Regions from separate parts of the Homo sapiens genome. Here region 1 is linked to region 2. The links are chromatin contacts, found by Hi-C or POLR2A ChIA-PET in ENCODE. All regions are on one chromosome and are shown on one strand. The core of a region is the stretch at or near the end of the contact, and the rest is flanking DNA. Distances in the headings are between cores, read along the strand shown. Region 1 has its middle 12 kb from the start of LINC01485. Region 2 overlaps LOC124901138 (a long non-coding RNA gene).

The links. Hi-C counts contacts between places; a loop is a spot of excess contacts on that map. ChIA-PET counts read pairs that join two places held with the same protein, here RNA polymerase II (POLR2A). Pooled maps may share reads with other maps.
Region 1: a map of MCF 10A shows a loop between it and region 2 (4-fold over the local background). The contact joins two enhancer-like sites. A Hi-C loop is called at or near these places in 2 of 168 maps with a recorded cell type or tissue (MCF 10A and PC-9) and 1 of 50 pooled maps. POLR2A ChIA-PET finds 5 or more read pairs at or near these places in 5 of 52 experiments (A549, Caco-2, HepG2 and 2 more).

Annotation. Positions count from the first base shown.
Region 1 is chr5:173,801,126-173,804,986 of GRCh38, reverse strand. No RefSeq gene overlaps it. Among named protein-coding and RNA genes, the nearest start is that of LINC01485, 12 kb to the right of the region's middle. RefSeq lists an enhancer at 1,947-2,241. Within about 2 kb of position 2,071, at least 3 of the 41 ENCODE cell types and tissues checked have a DNase peak (open chromatin) inside an H3K27ac peak, as active enhancers do.
Region 2 is chr5:173,764,551-173,768,319 of GRCh38, reverse strand. The region is part of intron 1 of LOC124901138 (a long non-coding RNA gene); the gene reads left to right. Among named protein-coding and RNA genes, the nearest start is that of LINC01484, 20 kb to the right of the region's middle. Within about 2 kb of position 1,744, at least 22 of the 41 ENCODE cell types and tissues checked have a DNase peak (open chromatin) inside an H3K27ac peak, as active enhancers do.

The DNA of each region.
Region 1 (3,861 bases), core at 822-3,321, 36 kb before region 2:
AGTTTGACTACTTATATAAGTGGAATCATACAACATTTGTCTTTTTGTGACTGACTTATCGTAGTACCCTCAATTGTCTTTTTGTGACTGACTTATCATAGTACCCGAGATTGCACTACACTTAGCGTAGTGCCCTCAATTTTCATCCACATTGCAGCACGTTATCAGAATTTTCTTCCTTTTTAAGGCTAAATAATATTCCATCGTATGGATATACCACATGTTGTTTATCGACTCATCTGTCAATAGACACTTGGGTTGCTTCCTCCTTCTGGCTATTGTGAAGAGTGTTGCTATGATCATTTGTGTACAAGTATCTGTTTGAGTCCTTTCTTTCAATTATTTTGGATATACAGTCAATCCTTGGTATCCATAGTTTCTGCATTCGTGGATTCAACCAACTGTGGATGTAAAATATTCAGGAAAAAAGTGTGTCTGTACTGAACATGAGCAGACACTTTTCCTTGTGATTATTCCCTAAACAATATAACAACTATTTATACAGAACTTATATTTATTAGGTATTATAACTAATCTAGAGATGATCTAAAGTATACAGGAGAGGTTGGGCATGGTGGCTCACACCTGTAATCCCAGCACTTTGGGATGCCTAGGCGGGCAGATCACCTGAGGTCAGGAGTTCCAGACCAGCAACATGACAAAACCTCATCTCTACTAAAAATACAAAAAAAAAAAAAAAAAAAAATTAGCTTGGCACGGTAGCATGTTCCTGTAATCCCAGCTACTCGGGAGGCTGAGGAACGAGAATTGCTTGAACCTGGGAGGCGAAGGTTGCAGTGAGCCGACATTGCACCACTGCACTCCAGCCTGGGTCACAGAGCAAGACTCCATCTTAAAAAAAAAAAATAGTAAAAAGAGTATACCGGAGAATGTGCCTAGGTTATAAGCAAATACCAAACCATTTTATATCAGGACTTGAGCATCCTTGAATTTTGGTATCTGAAAGAGAGTCTAGAACCAATATCCTACAGATCAATACCAAGGGATGACTATATACTGAAGTCTGGATTTTATTTATTTATTTATTTTGAGACAGGATCTCACTCTGTCACCCAGGCTGCAGTGCAGTGGTGTGATCTTGGCTAACTGCAGCTTCAACCCCCTGGGGCCCAAGTGATCCTGCCACCTCAGCCTCCCAAGTTGCTGGGACTATAGACACATGCCAACATGCTTGGCTAATATTTAATTTTTTGTGGAGATGGGGTCTCCCTATGTTACCCTGGCTGGTCTCAAACTCCTAGGCTCAAGCAATACTCCCTCCTAGCCCTCCCAAAGTGCTGGGATGACAGGTGTGAGCCACTGCACCTGGCCAAGTCTGGATTCTTAATCTGTCCACTATTAACACAACGATAGCCAAGGGAGGGGTGGTCCCACCTAAATAGAGCACCTCTGGCAGGAAACACAGACACCGAACAGGTAACTCCAGGAATTCTGAGTGCTATCCACAAAAATGAAGGTGTAGAGTCACCACAGACAGGAATGCCTACTGTGTGACTTGAAGGAGAAGAGAATGATGAAGAAGATCCAAACACTGCCCGCAAAATTCTCCCAGAGTATTAAATGGTAGCCAACCTCACTAATCAAAGGGACTTACAAGTTTAGATGGGAAGGTCTTATGATCTTAATGTGCCTGGGGCAGATGGAGTAAATATTTTAGATCTAGAATAGTAAAATAATGATGATGATAATGATGATAACTATCCTTTACTGAGAGTTTATCCTGAGCTGGATACAGTGTTAAAAGCTTAAGACGCATTATCCTGTTGAACCCTTACAATGACCTTGCAATGTAAGAACCGTTATTATCCTCCTTTTACAGATGGAGAAACTGAGACTGAGGGAGGTGAGCTCCTTCATTCAAGGCGTGCCGCTGGCATCAGAGTTGGGGTTGAGCCAGCTCTGCTGACCCTCAGGCCAATGCCCTTGGAAACCACCACCCTGCCCACCCTTGGCCCCTGCCCACAGACCCCTGCGCCAGTGTCTCCCATGGCAAGCTGAGTGAATGAGGCTTAGGTCCAAGGGGCAGCATGGGCCACGCCCCATTCCCCAACAGGGCAGAGCCTTTGCCATGCACAGCCACAGTGGATTTCAACACTCTGATTTCCTCATCTTCCTTTCCCAACGTGTGACCTGCTGATCCAACATGTGACCAGGCAGGGGCAAATGGGCTGAGATATGAGAAGGGGACAGGCCTCACCTCTTTCCTGGACTCCCACACTCACCTCCCCACAGCTCCCGTGGATTCCAGTGTCTTCCCTGGCAATCTCTGCTCCACAGCAGCTCGAGGGAGCTTGTATTTTATTTTATTTTTATTTTTATTTTTTTGAGACAGAGTCTCACTCTCTCTCTCAGGCTGGAGTGCAGTGGCGCGATCTCAGCTCACTGCAAGCTCCGCCTCCCGGGTTCAAGCGATTCTCCTGCCTCAGCCTCCCGAGTAGCTAGGATTACAGGCATGAGCCACCATACCCTGCTAATTTTTTAAATTTTAGTAGAGATGGGGTTTTGCCATGTTGGCCAGCCTGCTCTCGAACTCCTGGCCTCAAGTGATCCGCCTGCCTTGGCCTCCCAAAGTGCTGGGATTACAGGCGTGAGCCACCATGCCTGGCCTGAAGGAGCTTTTAAAAGTGTCAGTTTGATTATGTCACCCCGCAGCTACATTTTTTTGTAATTTGTCTGCTGCTTAGAATAAGAGTCACACTCCCTGCTCTGGCCTCGAGGCCCCACATGCAACTGCCTCCCCCCAACCTAGCTCTCCTGCCTGACCTCTCTCCACTCTGCTCCAATGTCCCTTCCCAATGAGGCCTTCCACAGCCATCTCAGGTGCATTCACTCACTCTCCATCTCCACCCAGTTACTCTCTAGCACATAACCTTTTTTTAAAAAAAGTCATTTTTTTAGCTGGGCACGGTGGCTCATGCCTGTAATCCCAGCACTTTGGGAGGCTGAGGCGGGTGGATCACAAGTTCAGGAGTTCGAGCCCAGCCTGGACAACATGGTGAAACCCCCATCTCTACTAAAAATACAAAATTAGCCAGGCATGGTGGCGGGCACCTGTAGTCCCAGCTACTCGGGAGGCTGAGGCAGAAGAATTGCTTGAACCCAGGAGGCAGAGGTTGCAGTGAGCCGAGATCATGCCACTGCACTCCAGCTTAAGCAACAAAGGGAGAACCCATCTCAAAAAAAAAAAAGTCATTTTTTTGGTGGTAAAGCATACATATATAAAATGTATCTTTTTAGCCACTTTTAAGTATATGCTTCAGTGGCAGTAAGTTCATTCCCATTGTTGTGTGACCATCACCACCATTTGTCTCCAGTCGTTTTATTCATGCCAAAGAGAAACTCTATACTCATTGAACAATAATTCTCCGGCCCCTGGTAACTTCTACTCTACTTTCTATCTCTGTGAATTTGACTACTCTGGGAATCTCATATAAGTGGAATTACACGGTTTGTGTCCTTTTGTCACTGGCTTATTTCCCTTAGCATAGTATCCTCAAAGTCCATGCATGTTGTAGCATGTGTCAGAATTTCCTTTCTTATTAAAGGTGAATGTAGATACCCACATTTTGTGCATCCATTCATCTGCTGATGAACAGGAAGGTTGTTTCCAACTTTGGGCTGTTGTGAATAGTGCTGTACGCAGCTGTGAACAAGTGTCGGGTGTTGCACAAGCTTTTGTATTGTGTCTCTAACACACCACTGCTTGAAATGATTTTGCTCATTGCTTTGTTTGCTGACTTGTTTTCTGTCTCCCTCCGGTCATCTCCTTGGATACAGGAGCCTTGCCTGTTTGGCATTCGATTGTCATCACAGGCCCATAACGGTGTCCTGCTTATGCTA
Region 2 (3,769 bases), core at 495-2,994:
GAGGAGGCACAGCTCTCTGAAATCTCTTCTATTAAGCCAAATGGTTGTCAGAATTAGTTCGGATGAACTGAATATATTTATATGTGAAGGTATTGCTGGAGGGTGTGGGGGCAGAAAACGAATGATCTCTGTGTGCTTGCTCTGCAAACATCCACCGAGGACTGCTGGATACCCTGTCCCTGACCTCCTGGAGGGCACCCTCTGGGAGGCGGCCAGGCACAGAAGCAGACGGTTCAAATGCCCTGGACGTCATGCACAGTGGGGTGAATGCAGGGTGCACTGGGGACACAGAGCAGGGATATCTGCCTTAGCCTGGGCACAGGAACCTGGATCCAAGCCCAGATTGGCTGAAGGGTCGAGTGGCAGCCAAGGATATTCCAGGCAGGGGGAACAGCATCTTCAAAGACAAGGGGGATTTGAGGTTTTGCTGAAGGTGAAGACGTCATGTAGAAAGGATCCAGTTGGAGAGACTGGGGACAGGTACTAGGGAAGTCTGCCACCCAGCCAGCTGGCCTGGACCACTGTAGGCCAGAGGCCACCTTGTTCTCAGCTCCTCTCTGCAACTAGAACAGCCTCTGAGTTCTAGATGAAACGCAAGGTGCTTGCCAAGAATGCGGTAATGCCAAGAACACTCTGCTGAGGTTGCATCTTGAAATAGTAAAAACGAGAGATAGTAAATCACTGCTGTCACACTATGCATTCATTATACCTGCGCTTGCAGAGGTTTAATTTGCTACACTCACTGAAAGTGTGAAAGTGGGCAGACATTAATATTGCTGTCAGCCCCTTTGTAGTATTAAAAATGTTAACAGCTCCCGTTTTAGGGGCCCTCACATTGGCCAGCACATTGCCTTAGTGCTTTATATATGATGCTATCCTATTTAACAGAGGGACAATCTGAGGCTCAGAGAGGTCCAGGAACTTGCTCAGTGTCGTATGTTGAGGAAAGGAAGAAGTCAGGGCCCAAACCCACATCTCCCTGACATCTGCGCCCAGGGTCCTCCCTCTGGGCCCCCTTGCCTTGACATCCTATGATTTAAGGACTTTGTGGATTTCTGAAAACGTTTTCATCTATTGTTATATTTGCCCCTCCAAGGAACCTTCTCATAAGGTAAGGAATCTTGGCTCAGAGAGCTAAACTGTCTTCTCCAAGGTCACACAGCTTTTGAAGGGGCAGACTGGAGACTTGAACCGAGCTCTCACCACTGCAAAGCCAAAGCTGTCTCTTTACCATGGCTCCCAAGTTCACAGCAAAGAAAATGGACAGCTAACATTCCATGCAGCTATGATTTTTTTTTTTGTTCTTTTTTTTTTGAGACAGTCTTGCTCTGTCGCCCAGGCTGGAGTGCAGTGGCGCTATCTCGGCTCACTGCAAGCTCCGCCTCCCGGGGTCACACCGTTCTCCTGCCTCAGCCTCCCGAGTAGCTGGGACTACAGGCGCCCGCCACTACGCCCAGCTAATTTTTTTTGTATTTTTAGTAGAGACGGGGTTTCACCGTTTTAGCCAGGATGGTCTCGATCTCATGACCTCGTGATCTGCCCGCCTCGGCCTCCCAAAGTGCTGGGATTACAGGCATGAGCCACCCGGCCGCAGCTATGATTCTTTAAAAAAAAAAAACCCACACTCGTGTTCTCTTGATCTTTGGCAGGTATTCGTTAAGCAATCAAAAGACAAATACCTAGGAGAGCGGAATGTGCAGGTCACAGCCAGAATGACATCATAAGGAGCAGACTGTGCCAAGTACATTTCATTTCCTCTGACAGGATGGCAGGCTGGGAGATAAAGCCCAAGCCACTGACGTTGTCAGTTCCCTTTGTTCTGAAGGACAAGCTAGATCAGCTCCACAGAAACGACTGAGGACAGAAAAGGAGACAAGTCATGCCACACACCCACAGAGGCACACCCACATAGACCTTCACAGACACACCAACACACACTCACAGGCACAGAGAGACACGCAGACAGGTAGACACACTGAAAGACATATCAAAAGGCACACGTGTATAGAAACACACAAAACACCCACACATCCCCAGAGACACACGTGCAGACTCACAGATACACACACACAAATACACACACACAGTCATGCAAACACACCTGCCTCTCTTCCATGTGTAGTCATGCAAATACACAGACAGGCGCATATACACAGACATTTTACACACTCACAGAAATGGGTGCAGACACACACACACACACAGACACACATACATGCATATATCCACATCACCCCTTGCTGCCTACTCAAACCCCCTCCTCAGTAGTCCCGGAATTATATTCTTCCCACATTGGAGACTTGGGAAAAGGAATACCTCTGGTATTTGTGCATTTTCTTGCCCCTTTCTTGCCTGATGTCTTTATCTCAAAGCTTTGGCAGTCAGCGAGGGAGGAGCTGCCTATACTACTTATTTGTAGTTTTTTGAATGTCTGTCTCCCTTGCCAGCCTGGGAGCCTAGCACAGTGTCTGTCAAGCACGTAGTAGGTGCTCAGCAAATATCTGTGAAATGAATGAATCAAACAAGTCTATATCCTTGGTGTTTAGCACAAGACTTGGCGCAAAATATGTGCTCAACTGAAGTGTGTCAAAAAAAGTAATACATGATTACGTATTATGTATGATTATGAACCACGTTCTGTTATATGCCAGGCACCTCTATGACTTCATTTTATCCTCTCCAGACCAAGAAATAGACACCAATTTCTAGACTAGGAAAATGAGACCCAAGGAAGTTAAATAAGTTACCCAAGTTTCCCAGATTCCTGGGGAAGCCATTCAAAGCCAGGCCTCTGATTGCTAAACTGACACTCAAAACAACAACTGTAGACTCTACGAAGAAATGGATGAATGAATTTTTCCCTGTGTGACACAACTCAGTGATGACCTCCACAGCCGGCTGTGACTTATCCAGGTGTGAGGTAACTCTGGAGAATGAACCGTCACGTTGTCTTCAATCCCAGGGTGACGGCTCAGTCTCCAGCCTCTGTCTGGAACCTTCCATGGGATTGTATTTTGAACATATTACATTACATTTACAGATACATATAGTGGATATCCATAGATCTATATCTATATATAGATATAGATATCCAAAAGCTGCTGATGTTTGCATTTCTGCGTGCTTCCTCTCAGCTTACACACACGCACACGCACAAAGCACATATATATTATATATATGTTTGTGTATTATATTACTATATATCTGAACATTTGTCGTTTGAGGCCCATTCTAGCCCCAGATGTTTTTCTTCTATGTTTGTGTAAACCACACAGCCCCACCCAGAATCTGTCAAATATTTTCATTTCCTTTGCCTTGGTACAATCCGTGGGTTTAAAACTCAACCAACCTGTAGGCCAATTAAGCTACTTTGCATAACAGCTGCTTTTGGCAGTGATGGATGGTGCCTGGTTGAGCATCTTGCGAATCCCGAAAGGCTCCTACCTCTGTATTATCTGCATGCCTGAGACCTGCTCAGATTCCCCTCTTTGGCCCCCTCACCCCCACAGTTTCCCTGAAAAAAGGAGGGCTGTGCAGAGAACCTTTGCCTCTGTCTGGGACAGGCAGAATATGGATAGAGACACAGAGCACAGAGGTCAGACTCTTTCCCCACAAAGGAAAATAAAAATGTCCGGCGGTAGTGGCCTCCTGGTAGGCAGGGGGCCAGGGCAGGCGGTGGTGACTCATCAACACCAGGCGGCCTGACTCAAGGCAGAGCAAGAGAGTGTCTCCGGCTCCTGTAATGAGCTCCACACTTACTCATAGCTTT